2 separate regions of the Mus musculus genome follow, and region 1 is linked to region 2. A link is a loop called in an ENCODE intact Hi-C map of the cell type or tissue named here. Cell type or tissue: left cerebral cortex. All regions are shown on one strand. Links, peaks and the distances in the headings refer to the core of each region. The heading gives the core; the rest is flanking DNA.

What was found. Hi-C counts contacts between places; a loop is a spot of excess contacts. Peaks named below come from ENCODE experiments on the same cell type or tissue, not always from the same donor. Only the 100,000 strongest peaks of a DNase experiment are listed, where the experiment ranks them.
Region 1: a loop joins it to region 2, with 9 times the contacts of the local background. A loop is called at or near these places in 23 of 42 quality-filtered maps.

What each region holds. Positions count from the first base shown.
Region 1 is chr2:165,387,902-165,395,401 of GRCm38, reverse strand. It overlaps Zfp334 (zinc finger protein 334), which reads left to right and starts at 7,143. Exons shown (of 5, transcript NM_178411.3): 1 at 7,143-7,441. In left cerebral cortex, for the core only: a CTCF peak has its summit at 3,658; DNase peaks (open chromatin) are centred at 3,026 and 3,639; H3K27ac peaks cover 574 bases.
Region 2 is chr2:165,483,514-165,491,013 of GRCm38, reverse strand. It overlaps Trp53rka (transformation related protein 53 regulating kinase A), which reads left to right. Exons shown (of 2, transcript NM_001007581.1): 2 at 1-902. Among named protein-coding and RNA genes, the nearest start is that of Trp53rka, 6.0 kb to the left of the region's middle. In left cerebral cortex, for the core only: a CTCF peak has its summit at 3,647 (motif pointing right); DNase peaks (open chromatin) are centred at 3,658, 4,312 and 4,978; H3K27ac peaks cover 349 bases.

The DNA of each region.
Region 1 (7,500 bases), core at 1,224-6,223, 96 kb after region 2:
TAAGCCTGGCCTCTGGTTACCCATGTGTGGCCATGAGTCCTCCAGAGTAAAATTGTTGTTTTAAAAACACAAATCCGCGGGGCATGGTGGCACACACCTTTAATACCAACACTTGGGAGACAGACGCAGGTGAATTTCTGAGTTCGAGGCCAGCCTGGTCTACAAAGTGAGTTCCAGGACAGCCAGGGCTACACAGAGAAATCCTGTCTCGAAAAACCCAAAATAAAATAAATAAAAGCACAAACCCCAGCTGTTCAGTTTTACCAATGAAGACTCAGGAGCCAGCGGCTGTGGTGAACGCCAGCTAGCTCAGAGAGGCAGAGAGAGCACCCAGCTGACCTTCCCACAACGTCCCAGAAAGGAAAGGCTCTGTCGCCTCCTTCTCCATGCTGTCTTAAATGCCCTTCAGCTCAGACTTCTGTTCCCTCTGTCCGCTGGTGGCTTGCTCTGCCTCTTGACCTAGAGTTGACTTTATATAGCTCTGGCATTAAAGGTGCATGCCAGGGCTGAGCCACGCCCCTACTTGTTTACAGTAAACAGAGCGCTCTAGGATAAAAGGCTGAGCCACTACTAGAAACAGATGTTTACAGTTCATAATCTCCAGGTTCACAATGCGATCAAATACCCTGCAACAAAATAATAACGATAATACTAAAACTTCTGGGACGCCATCAAGCTATACCCCATTCGGTAAAACAGAGTCACGTGTTCTTAAGACTGCAGGAAGGGGTTGGCTCCGTGGAGAGGGCGGGGCGAGGAAAGCAGAGAAGGAAACATAAGGAGCCTTACCCCCAAAGCCTGTGTAACTGTTGAAGCTCACGTTCATTTTCAGAACATCAGTACCACAAACACACAGGCGATGAACCACGTCCCTGTGACTGTGGCTCCGCTGGATTCTTTGGCATCCGTGGTACAGAATGCTCACCCTCCCCCCCAGAGACTCATATTTGAATACTTGGTCCCAAGTTGGTAGAACTGTTTGGGAAGGATTAGGGGGTGTGGCCTTGATGGAGGAGATGTGTTGCTGGGAGTGGCCTTTGAGATATCAAAGCCTTGCAGCATTTCCAGGTAGCTTTTTGCCTTCAGGTTGTGTCTTGAGATGTGAGTTCTCAGCTACTCTTCCAACACCATTCCTGCTTGCTGCCACGCTCTTCCTCATGACGGCCATGGACCCTGCACTGGCTGGGTTTGTGTGTCAACTTGACAGAAGCTGGAGTTATCATAGAGAAAGGAGCTTCCGTTGAGGAAATGCCTCCGTGAGATCCAGCTGTAAGGCATTTTCTCAGTTAGTGATCAAGGGTGGGTGGGTCCATTGGGGGTGGTGCTATCCCTGGGCTGGTGGTCCTGGGTTCTGTAAGAAAGCAAGGTGAGCAAGCCAGGGGAAGCAAGCCAGTAAAGAACATCCCTCCATGGCCTCTGCATCAGCTCCTGCTTCCTGACCTGCTTGAGTTCCAATCCTGACTTCCTTTGATGATGAACAGCAGTGTGGAAGTATAAGCTGAATAAACCCTTTCCTCCCCAACTTGCTTCTTGGTCATGATGTTTGTGCAGGAATAGAAGCCCTGACTAAGATAGACCCTAACCCTTTAGAACTTTAAGTTCCAAATGTACTCTTTCTTCTATAAATTGCTTTGTCTGTGGTATTTTTCTTTCTTTTATCTTTGCTTATTTCATCTTGTAGTATTTGATTTGGAACAGGGTCTCATGTAGCCCAGGCTACCCTCGAACTCACCATACAGGCAAGGATAACCTTGAACATCTTGGTTCTCCCGACTCCACCCAAATGCTCGGATTCCAGCTCAGCTCAGAACACACAGCAGAAAAGCAGAAGAGCCACACAGCCATCCCCAGACGCACAGCAGCAAAGGGAGAGAACCAGAGGGCTAGCTCTGAATGCACAGCAACAAAGGGGAGAGCCAGCCTCAATCAAGGGGAAGACCGGCACCAGAGGCTGTCCTCTGACCTCCACATGTATGCTGTGCCCTGCACATTCCCAGAGACACGCACAGGATCATTGTCTGCACACACACAAGCATATATAAATTGTGCACACAATGGGGTGGGGGGAAGAGAAGGAAAGAGGGAAGGGTTCATATATTTTCCTTTCCAGGTATAGAATAAGATTATTATATTTAATGTAATTTCTCAGAATTAAATACATCCAGTAGTATTGAAAACAAAAAGGAGAATAATTCCTGACTAGACAAACAGACTATGGTTGCCAGTCTGTGAGTGCCACAGGGCAGCTAAGATGGGAAAGAGGACAACAGAGGCCATCTTTCACCTGGTCACTAACCCATCCATGGTGGCCTAACCACAAGAACCCTCAAAACCATCTCGTGACACCATTACCTGAGGAGCTAGGATGTCAGCACCTGAATTGGGGCAAACAGACCAGCCACCTCAGGGACCACAGAATCTAAACAGCTCTGTGGGAAGCAGGGGGCACACTTTGAGGCAACCTGAGCTCTAGTCCCAACTCCCACACAGTGGAAAAATTGAACCAACTTCCCTGACTTTGTCCTCTGACTTCTCTATGTTTACCATGGCATACACACACACACACACACACACACACACACACACACACACGGTAAGTAAAAGCATTACACACCTAGTCTCAAGCAGCTGTGGCTGCCTACACAAAAGAAACCAATCAGCATGCTGGCATGGACTGGGGAGGGGCACATGCGGCCTCACTCTCCTAGCTGAGATGCTATTGGCAGTCAGTGGCTACTGGGGTGGGGGTGATAATTTTTCTTCAGGGGTGTGGCTCCTGTAGGCTTGCCCACGTTCTAGTAGATGGTACCACATGCACTTACTGGCAGTGCGGACTGGATTTGTACATACTTCGTATATATCCATGAAATCCCCAAAGAGTAAATTAAAATATTATAATAACCAAGTAAATAAATGTAACAGAACAGGCCTCCTGAGTACTGATCTTGCCTTCATCCTAGTGTGAAGCCTCAGACAGCTAGCTCCCATCTTAGCAAGCCCATACTGACTCACGGGGATCTTTATTTGCCAGCAGAAAGCATCTCAGCAGCCCTCAGGGCGAGCTGTATGAGTCAGGAAGATCTAGAGCCAGCAGAGCCCTGGAGATGCCTGTAGATGGGATCACGGGCAGTCTTTACAGCACCCATGCCAGACTGAAATAACCTCCATTCTACTTGGGGTTCAAGTTCAGGTTCATGGCATGGTTTGAGTCATGTGCCTGCCTGCACCTTGGCTAGGGTAATAAGGTGCCCCCATCATTCTGTGGGTGGCCTTGACAGAATTACAGGTTGGGTAAAGCTCTGTCTGGTGGGTTCTTCTCATACAGTGGAAATCAGCAGGTCCTCTGGTGCTGTGCAGTGCAGTGCATAGCTTGTGAAACCCTATACAGCATTCTTGAGTAAAGGTTAGGGTAGTCCCCCAGTGGAAAAGTGTTATCAGAAAAAAAGGAGCCGGTTTTATGAGGCTACGAAAAAACCACGAGTCCCTTCAAATTGCTTGATCCACATTAACAACATCTGGATATACTGTCTGAAGTATCAGAGAGAACTGGAGCCGGCTTCAGTGCTTTCAATCAGCAGGCCTTCTTGACTGTGCAGCCGAGCTAATGAAGTTGATGGCGAGCCTCCGAGGGAAGTTGGCTGGGGAGTCTTCTGTCATCTAGTGGTTACTGTGGGGAAATGCAGATCCGAGCATCTGCCTGCCTGCCTGCCTGCTGTCTTCCTGTCCCAACATCCTACTGGCCTCCTTTTCCTCTCTTCTCCTCCTCTCTTTCCTCTTTTATTTCACCAATCTAAACATTTCACTTTGTTATTCTTCCCATTGTGAGTGTATACAATGTATATGTGTAGGTGAAGTGCCCAGATGTTGGCCACAGCAGCCCTGTGGCCATCAGAGGATGCCTTTGTGGAAGCAATTCTCTTCTTCCATTGTGAGTCCTGAGAATAGAACTCAGGTTCTCAGGCTTGAGCCACAAGTGCTTTTGCTTTCTGAGCCATCTTTCTGGCGCAAGCCTAAGCTGGGTTTTTGTTTTTGTTTTTGTTTTTTGAGAAACCTCACTGGTTTAAAAACTCACCAGGATCCATACGGGAATGGGGACTAAAAAGAGGGGGAGAAGGGAGAGGACACAAGTGTGTTTTTCATAAAACACTTACAGACAAGGGGGATTTGAGTCTGCCAGGAAGTCTTTGAAGTGTTCGGTGTGTCCCAGAACCATCCCCTGGGGCTTGGAGGTGCAGCTGTGGCACCTTGTCCATCACTGAGATCGGTTCCCAGCACTTGGGAGGCAGAGACAGGCAATCCTAAATTCAAAGTGAGCCTCGGCTAAATACAGAAACGCCATCTCAAAATCAAAGCAAAACATTTTGAGACTGTTGCTGATGTGTATCTTCGCACAGAAGTTCAACTATTTCTTTCATAGTCTCCTGAGCTGTTAGGATAAAGGGCACGAGCTTCAACTCACGTGCAGCAAGTGTGCTACAAACTCTGCAAGAGAGACAGCCGACTCGGCCAGACGAGGAACGTTTTTCCAATTCCATGACCAAGCTTGTCTGCCAAAGTGTATGTGATTTTAAAATATTAATTACTTCTTTTCTAGGATCCTTAGTGTTATTGGCCATTTTATATGTGTGTGTGTACACATATATAACATATCCATATGTGTATATAAATATATATATGTGTGTTTGTGTGTGTGTGTGTGTGTATACATATATATATCCACATACATTTATATGGTGTCTTAGGGTTTTATTGCTGTGAAGAGACACCAGGACCAAGGCAACTCTTACAAAGGCAAACATTTAATTGGGACTGGCTTACAATTTACAGGGATTCAGTTCATTATCACCATGGCAGGAAGCACGGCAGCAGGCAGGCAGGCAGACGTGGTGCTGGAGAAGGAGCTGCGAGTTCTACACCTTGATCCACAGGCAGCAGAGGGAGGTTGTGTTCACACTGAGTGTAGCTTGAGCATAGAAGACCTCAAAGCCCGCCTCCACAATGACATACTTCCTTCGACAAGGTCACACCTACTCCAACAAGGCCACACCTCCTTGTCGTGCCACTTCCTATGGGCCGAACATTCATAGACATGAGTCTATGTGGGCCATGCCTATTCAAACCATCCCATATGGCTAATTTCTAATTCATTTTCAAATCTTCTATATTAATTTTCTTGTTCCTTACTTGACTTAAAAAAATACTAAATTGAAGTTATTTCTAGAAGCACTATTAATAATTGAGCCCACTCTTTCACTTATTATATCTAGAAGCCAACTGCATTCCCTTCCCCCATACATTTGCTTTTAAAATCTATCTTTCCCCAAAGTCATTTCAGTTTTCTTTTGACTTGGCATGGGTTCGGGTACATACCCCTGAGAATGGCCCGGCACACACATGGAGCTTGCAGATCTGGGTCCTCTCTCTCGACCATGTGGACCCCTGAGACCCACAGCAGGTCATCTGGTTTGTTGGCAATGCCTTTATTTACTGAAACATCTTGCAGACCCACCATGTATTTATTGCTCCATAACAAACTACCCCCAAAATCTGGTGGCTTAAAATGATGCAACTGGTTATTTCCTCCGTGCTATGAGGCTACTGGTACGGACTTTGTGGCTCTGTGTGTGCTTACAGGTATGCACTTTGTGGCTCTGCTTTATGTGAGTCTATATGCAACTGAGGCCACCCAAGAATGTAACTGCATGCAATGTTCAGGGTGGCTCACTCCCTGCATCTGAAGTCTTGACAAGGATCCCTGGAAGGGGAGGCATGGCTGGGTTTCTGGGAAATATTTGCCTTTTCTCCACATTGCCTCTCTGCTTCTTTTGGTTTCCACTTGATCTCTGGTAACTAGTTAACTAAAGTCATACACAAACTCTAGGAACACCGCAAACAAACCGGACTGCCAGGATATCAGGTTTGCTTTTTGAAGCCTGCAGTGTCCCTTCTTATGACCCCTTTATTTAAATTACATCATGGCCACGTTTGATGTGGGAGACAGTATACAAGCATTGAATCCCTGGAAGTCTGGCTCACTGAGAGCTATCTCTCAGCCTCTGCATCTCGAAGTTCCTTTTGGTATTTAAACATAACAGATAACTGTGTCAGAAACTGTCTGGCCTTCCAGTGACTAAGATATTCCATAGCTTTCCTCTTTTAAAATATATACACGGGGGCTGGTGAGATGGCTCAGTGGTTAAGAGTGCCGACCGCTCTTCCAAAGGTCCTGAGTTCAAATCCCAGCAACCACATGGTGGCTCACAACCATCCGTAACGAAATCTGATGCCGTTTTCAGGAGTGTCTGAAGACAGCTATAGTGTACAGTGTATAAATAAATAAATAAATATTTTAAAAAAATAAATAAAACAAAATATATACACGTATTCAATTTGTCCTCATGGATGAAGAGCAGTTTCTATATTACTTGGATTAAATATAATTGGTCATGTTAAAATATATTGTTAAGATGGCGCAGTGATTTATAGCAGAGGAGCAGAGTTCAATTCCCAGCACCTACATGATACCATCTTCTGGCCTTCTTAGACACGGGGTACCAAGCACAGCACGCAAGTAGTGGACAGACATACATGCAGGCAGGCAATATATCAATACATATAAAATAAAATAAAATAAAAATTGAAAATATTATACTGTTAAAATATTTTGCCATTACTTATTGTGACTTCTCCTTCTGTAAAATTGGCAGGAGAGTATGCACCTGTCAGTAAAGTCAGTAATAAACAGGATGGCGATTATTTTCTTTTAAGATATTTAGAGATGGTTTGATTCTTTGTTAGGGGGTCTCTTCTGTAATTTTGGGAAGGTCGTCGATACATTTTTATTCTGCTTACAACTGTTTGGTTATTATTTTTTTCTTAATACACTGTTGGAATTTCTTTACAGAGCTCTAATTTTTTATTCTCACACTTCTTCTTGTACTCATGGTTTTTACTCGTAAATTACTGTGATTAAAGCCCTAGCGCCTCAGAGGCTATCGGCTGGGTGGGGGCCGCAACTCCCTGTGGGAAATGTAGTCCTGGAAAGACTACAGCACCCTTTGGAGAACCGTGGGAATGGCCGCTCCGAGACTCTGCGCATGCGCGGTCTCCTAGGCTCTATGGATGCGTTTCCGTTTCGTGGGGCTCTTCCAGGCGAGGCTCGAGGGGCCTCTGTGCGCCACAATTGCCTGGGGCCTTCTGGGAGCTACAAAAGAAGCGAGGTTTCCCCTGAGCCAGAGGAATTCCGGGTGGCGACTCCGGGGCAGGATCAGAAGAACCAGCGCCTTCCTGGGGCCCGCGGAGGCTTGCGCGTGTCCAGGGGCCGGGCGAGGCTAGCGGGCGCCCCCGGGGCTGCAGGCCTCCGGGCGGGCAGCCTGGGAAGGAGAGAGGTGTGTGCGTGCAAAAAGCGGATCCCAGCAGTCCTGCGGATGCCCTTGGCCCGGTAAAGCTTCGGGGGGCTGCTTAAGGGTTGAGCTGCGATTGAGGGAATGAGCAGGTCTG
Region 2 (7,500 bases), core at 923-5,922:
TTCTGGTGTTCCTGTATCCGTTGGAGTATCGATGTGTGCTGTCACATCTGGTTTCTTTGGTGCCTTGGGCTTGCTAGTCAAGCACTCTACCAACTGAGCTGCATCCCAGCCCTAGACCTGGCTGTTCCAGATCACCAAGCTTTCCCAGACAGTGGCTGTGGAGCTCATGCAGAGCAGGCAGCCTTGAGCTGAGACACCCTGGAAGGACAAGGCAGGGACTCAGTTTGGGATGCAGTTTTTTGTCTGCCTTTTACTCTGGTCGGGTATTTGTTATATGTATGAAGACTGTGCTCGAGGCTAGTTCAGTGGATGTAAACTCCACTTTGAGAAAGCAGAACAGGCTCCGACTGGGATGCAGTGGACTGCTCCGTGGAGCTTGTTCCAAGTGTGGATTCCTACGTGGGTGTCTGGAGTTTGATATAAAGGATGTTTTTGAGGGGCTGGAGAGGTGGCCTGGATCTAGGAGTACTTGCTCTTCCAAAGGACTCCAGTGTGGTTTCCAGCACCCAGCTGAGGGACCCAGTGCTGCCTCCGCCTGCTCAGGAGCCTGCACCTATGTGCTCATGTCCTCCCCCACTCCCCCCCCCCTCCTGAACACACGGATAACAAAAGTAGCAAGAACACATTGTTAAAATATTCTTGAGAGTTGTTAAAAGATGAAAAAAAAAGTACTTCCATTTTTTCTTTTATAGGAAAGCAGGCTCACAGTTTTTCAACAGCAAAAACAAGGGGGCGGGGAGGTTAAGGGCACTGACTACCCTTCCAGAGGTCCTGAGTTCAATTCCCAGCAACCACACAGTGGCTCACAACTATCTGTAATGGGATCCGATGCTCTCTTCCGGCTTGCAGGGTTACATGCAGATAGAGCACTCATCTGCATAAATAAATCTTTTGAAAAAGAACAGTTTTCGGAGACCTGGAACACTGAGTTTTTGCTGCTCTGTAGCCATAGGTCGTGAAGCTCATGTGGGTAGAGAAGGGAGCTGGGTTGTCTCTCAGCAGAGATGGTGAGGGAGCGTGTGATGAGGTTGATAATCTGGGTGGACTGAGTCTGAAAACTGAGTTCTAACAGGACCAGGACTGTTCCATTCACCACAGCTGCTGCCACCTGAGTGGCCTGCTGTGACAGATGGCCAGGAGAGGGTGAAGATGTCCCTTCCCAGGTGGATGTCACTAGTACAGATTAATATTGCCTGCTTTGCTCAGTGTATGCCAGGTTCTGTGCCAGGAGTTTTCATAGCCAGCAATAAAGCAGTCCTTGGGATGTCTTCACTGTGAGTGGTGGGCTGTACAAGGAGCTGGCCTAGGTCTCACGGGGAGCAAGAGATGCCCTCTCAGGACTCCAGAGCCAGCGCTCTTTCCATGAGTTTCAGTGCTTTTGTGAAATGTTCAAAACTATCTCAAGCATGTCTCAGCCTCCCGGTACTGAGTTTGCATGTGTGAGCCACCATACCCTACTGACCCGACAAGAACTGAAGCATCCAATATGACTGACTTTATAAGACACCGATTTGTATAACATTTTCAATGACTTCTAAGGGCCAGGGGAGCCGGCGTTACCATCAACATAATGGAGAAGGCCTACCCTCAGTTTCCTCACGTACAGAAAGGACAGTTAGTTGCCTGAGGAGATGACTGTCTGATACACACATACATTAGATCCCTAGTGTTCACAGTGCTGGCCCTGACACTCAAGAGGAGCAGGGAACCGTGCTTTGCCTGTAGGACAGAATGCATGACCGTCTTGTGTCGAGGGAAGGTGTAAAGCAAACCCGAGGTTCTGGAGCCTAGGGAGGGATTCTAGGGCCGCATGGTCATGCGAAGTTGGTGAAAAGTCCTGGGGGACAAGGCCAGTTCCACAATGCAGAAAATGGGTGAGGAGGCTGGGGAAGGCCAGTTCATGCAGGGTCCCCTATCAAGATGGTTTCCTTTGTAAGCCTCCTAGGATTTTCAGCGGTAAAAGTTTTATCCTTTTGTGGGTGCGTTGGTTGCTGGCATACAAAGAGCTGTGGGGAAGAGAGGAAGCGAGACACTTGATATCCACGGGCTGCTACTACATCCACCCTTTGGTGACAGTGGCTGGGGAGGAAGCAGCAGTGGGCATGCAGTGAAGTCCCTGGTCTGGGTGGACTTGGTGAGGTGTGGCCTATTGGTAGCAGTAGCACTGAGGGCACATCTTTGCAGGTACGAGAGAGATGATGAGCCTAGTAACGCCCCCCAGCAGGAGTGTTACCCATCTGCACCCAGTCCTTGCCTGTGATGGGAAGGGAGCTTGCCAGGGATGGAGTCTCACAAAGGGCACAGGGGACCTTTGCAGCTCCAGGTCCTCAGTCTATGTGAGAGCAAGAAGTGTTTTGCTAGGATGAGACAATAGCTCTGGCAACTTGGTGCAAAGCCCAGTCCATTAGGGAAATATGTCCTAGGGCCACTGGAAATGGTGGCTGGGACTCATACCCCAGGTTTGACACTACCAGCCCAGTTGAGAATCACTAAGATCTTTGCACATATGAAAGCATGTTACAGGAGGTAGCAGGTGCAGAGAAATGGAGCAGGGCTTAAAGTCTGAGTCTGGATAGGGCTAGGGAAGTAAAACACAACACGGATACATGCCCAGCCCTGAGAGGACCCTGGCCACTCTCTCCTCTACTGTAACTACATTTGCAAGCAGTCCGTGGGGCCATGAGTAGTGAATGGTGTGTGCCTCAAAGGTATGCTGGTAAGTACAAGATGAGCAGGCCATGTCCACAGAACACTACTGTACAGGACAGGGAAGCCCTCCCCCCTTGTGAAGGTGGGGGTGGGGTGTGAGATGTGACATCAAAAGTAAGAGCTGATTCTGCTACTGAGCTTTACAAAAAGAGGCAGCTAAGAGCTGATGTGAGCCATGCTTTGCCAATTTGATTTTTAAGAGAATATATATACATATACACATGTATATTAGGGTTTTACTGCTGTAAAGAGACATCATGACCAAGGCAGCTCTCATAAGAACAACATTTAATTGGGGCTGGCTTACAGGTTCAGAGGTTCAGTCCATTATCATCAATGTGTGAACATGGCAGCATCCAGGCAGGCATGGTGCAGGAGGAGCTGAGAGTTCTACATCTTCATCTGAAGGCTGCTAGCAGAATACTGATTTCCAGGCAGCTAGGATGAGGGTCTTAAAGCCCACTCCCATAGTGACACACCTACTCCAGCAAGGCCACACCTTCTAAAAGTACTACTCTATGGGCCGAGCATATACAAGCCATCACATACATACATACATACGTGTGTGTGTGTGTGTGTGTGTGTGTGTGTGTGTGTGTGTGTGTGTGTGTGTGTGTGTGTGTGTTTTAGCAGACTTGGAACTTGTTATTAAGGAGATCAGGCTGTCCTCAAACACAGATTAACCTGCCTCTGTCTCCCATGTGCTGGTCTGAGTTCAAGGCATGCATCACCATGCCTGGCTCCCAATTTTATTTTTAAAGGTTAAATTATCTGTCCTAGCTAGTGAGGGTTTCAGCACTTGATTGACCCTGCACTCAGGCCAGCACCTCACTGCCTTCCCAGTCACAGTGTTGCTGTCCCCCCAGCCCTGATGGAGCAGCCCCTCACCAGCAGCTAAAGTCTGATTCAAGGCATCTGACACCAAGGCAGTGTCTGCCTTGTGCCACCAGAGGTCGCCTGTCACCGTCACTCTGGGACAGGTAGAGGTGGAGAAAAGCTTTCCTGTCCCTCTCTCCCCTCCTCCCTCCCTCCCTCATTTCCTTCTCTCCTGCCCAGCTTGCCATTCTCTCCCCTTCTTGAGCCTGCTCCTCAGCTCACAGCGAGTGGACGCCACTTCTGGCTTCCACCCTGGCAGACACTTCAGTGACCACTCAGTACCACACGTGAGGCAGATTGCTCTTTCTGCCCCAACCTCTCACCCATCCTCTTCGCTTGGCCCTCCCGTAGGTGTTGGGTGAGCACTTTGGCTGGACCACGGGGCATTCCCAGCAATGGGGAAATCCCATTGTCTGTCCTGGGGCCCTGACTAGTGCTGAACACTAGGACTTCCTCCTGGGGCTTCCTGCTGCCTGGCTCTGCATTCCTCCAGACTCAGCAGGCAGAGGGACACACTTTGGAAAAAAAATTTTTTTAAATTTACATGTACCACTGCATGTAGAGCCTGTGGGAGTTGACACTCCTTCCACCATGTGCATCCTTGCTATTGAACTTGGGTTTTCAGACTTGGCAGCAGGCAGGTTAACCTGTCGGACCATCTTGCTGGACCCTTTTCAACGCCGTGCTACTCCAATGTGTGGAAGTTCGCTGGCTTTTTATCCATGTCTCTCTGCTTGTAGCTGCGGGCCTGGAGCCCCTCCTGTACCTCTGTCCTCATCTGGAAAGAGGGCAGGCTGGGTGCCCCCTGTGGTGCTGCTGTAAGCAGTCTTGGCTCAGGTCCCAGGAGGCAGACCCTGAGTCAAGCTGTACAGGAGGTAATGGGAGAGAGAGGCTTGCAGAGGCAAGAGATGAGCCAGGAGATGGGCCAGCAACCCTCAGCCAGCCCCAAAGCTATGCAGCCAGATGGCTGTCAGAAATGTCCCATGATGGGACAGGGTGGCCAGGCCTTTGGTATCCCACATCACAGAGTCTCCAGTGGGCCTCCCTGAGGTGGAGCAGGGGCATGGGCAAGGAGACCCATGCCCCCATGCTTGACAGCCAGAAGCTGCTGTCCCTCCCTGAAACTCCAGTCCTTCCTTGAAGGGGAGCTGAGTCACAGAGCACTACAGACACAGATGTCACCATTCAGGTGGGACATGGCCACAAGGCTAGGCACACCACAGTGAGCAAGCACTGTCATGAAGCCATTCAAGTGGTATTGTTTATGGAGACTGAAGACAGGCTGTGGCAGCCCACTGTAGACTGAGTAACGAGGCTAGTTCCTGCTTCCCTCGTTGCCAGAGAATCTGCATTTCTAACTGAGGAAAAGCAAGGGATGCCAAGAGGAAAGCTAGAAGTGCATGCTGGGAAGGCAGGAGACAGCTTTCGATATGTTCCAGATGACAGAGTTGAGTCAGCTTTCCTCTTGACAACCTACAGAGTCAACCCCATTGCTACTGCACAACACACCATGTGTCTAGGAATTCATTAGGAGAGGTTCAGGCTAGTTTTTTTTTAACTTTCTTTTTTATTTTCTTATATTCAGAATCTAGATTTTATTTATTTTATGTATATGAGTACACTGAGACGCCAGAAGAGGACATCGGATTCCATTACAGATGGCTGTGAGCCATCATGTGGTTGCTGGGAATTGAACTCAGGACCTCTGGAAGAGCAGTCGGTGCTCTTAACCACTGAGCCATCTCTCCAACCAGGCTAGTTCTTGATAGAGGAGTTCTATGTGAAGCACCAGGGCAAAGATGCCTTCTTTGGGAGATTTGTCCCTGATAGGAGAGTGGAATGAGAACTTTCTCCCTGTCCAAACCCCCAACACACACCCCTTAACAATTTCTACTTTTATTATTTATTTTGGAGGGTCAGGGTGTGAGACAAGGTGTTACCATGTAGCTCTGGCTGTCTTGGAACTCATTGTTAGCAGACACTGGCCTTGAACCCATAGAGATCTGCCTGCCTCTGCCTCCTCAATGCTGGAATCAAAAGTATGTGTCACCAAGCCTGGCAACAGTTCCTGCTTTTTAAACGTGGTGATGTCTGGCAGCTCAGCAGCCTTCTTGAGGCCACGAGGCCACAGCAAAGGTAAGGAGTCAAGAAGAGAGAGGAAAATGATGGTGTGCCGAGGCAGGTGGGGAAGGAACTTGTCCTCTGCCATTTGGCTTTATCCCAGCCCTGTTCCCTGTCTCACAGCACATGCAAGTAGGCCTCTGCTTACTACTCACTGAAAGGGCCACTGTGGCTACCTGAAGTCCAAAGAATATGAGCCCGAGAAGATAACTTACAGGCCTGAGGGGCCACCTTGTCTCCAGCACCTGCTGCCTTGCTTGGTCATGTAGGGATTTTGGGAAACATGGACTTGCCCACTTAGCTCAAGGTAGGGGCAGTGAAAGACCATTCCAGACCCATCTTGCGCTCAGATCGATCCCACTCAAGGCCTAGCCAATCTCCAGCTGCCTCTGTGCACTTGGAGAGTCCAGGTTTCCTTGGGCCTCAGTTTCCCCACCTGTAAGGTGAAGCATTTGGTGTGGGTCAGACATTGCTGCACCTTCTGGCTGGGCCCACACTGTCTTCAGCTGCCCATGTTGAACAGTTGGGTGGTTGCAGAAATCCAGGGAGCTGACTTCTATGGAAAGAGCATCTGGAGAGAGCCTCATGGGTCTGTTCTCCCCCCCCACACACACACACACACTTTTGAGGGGACTCTGTGCTCCCCTCACCCAGCTCCACCCCTCCTCACCATCCTTCACTCAGGCTGCTTCTGGGCCCAACATTCCTGCCATACGGACCTCACAGAATGTAAGACAGGGGGGAACCTCCCCTCTTCATCTGCACGTTACTCCCCCCAGAGCCTTTGCGAGTCCCAGAGAAGACAGTCTGCAAGCCTTCCTCATGTCTCCAGGCACCCTAACTTATCATGTCTCAAATCACATCCATACTTTTTCTTTGTCTCCACACTTACTCAGCATGGCAGTCCATGCTGTTGGCAGGGGCCATGTACTAGATAAGAATGGAGAAATTCAGTTGAGCGCACATAAGGAAGCAAACAGGCATGCGTTCCTTCCTCTCCGCCCTTGACTGTGGGTGTGATGTGACCAGCTGCCTCGAGCTCCTCCCACTGTGAATTCCCTAAAATAATAGACTAAAGCCTGGAATTGTAGCTATAGTGAGCCCTCTCCCCAAAGCTGCTGTTTTGCCAGCAAGAGAAGTGAAACAGGACAGGGCTCCTGTGGCTCTGTCTTCAGCCCAGAGCACAGACCAGCAGCAAAGTCCTGGCAGCTTAGGAAGGACAGTGACTTGGCTGCCCCTGAAAGGATGGGCAGGCTCTGGTTTCTGCACTTGGTGATGATCGGCCATAGACCATGCCTGCCCTTTCTATGTTACTCTGCTGCTGCCAAAACTGTGGGGAGTTGAACAGGACCTGGTGATGCTCACTGGAGAGGAGTATTAAGAATTAATATGAGCCTTCCACTGCCCAGAACACACATAAAGGTGTACACACACACACATGCAAATACACACATGCCCACTTAATACATATACACACATTATCACATATATGCAGTTATATATGCACATGAGTGCATATAAAAGCACAATCTCACACATATATACATATATACACGCAAATACACACACACATGAATACACAAATACATCACATACAGACACATACACTCCACATATCCTCAAACATATATACGTACACAAACACAGAGAGCCACACGCGTACACAGGCTCCACCTACCCACCAGCTTCCCTGCTAGAGGCAAAGCAGAAAACAATCCTGGCTTGGGATTCGGAACAAAAAACAATGAGAATGTTGGGGGTCTGATTGGATCAAAGGCCACTGTGTGTAGCCTC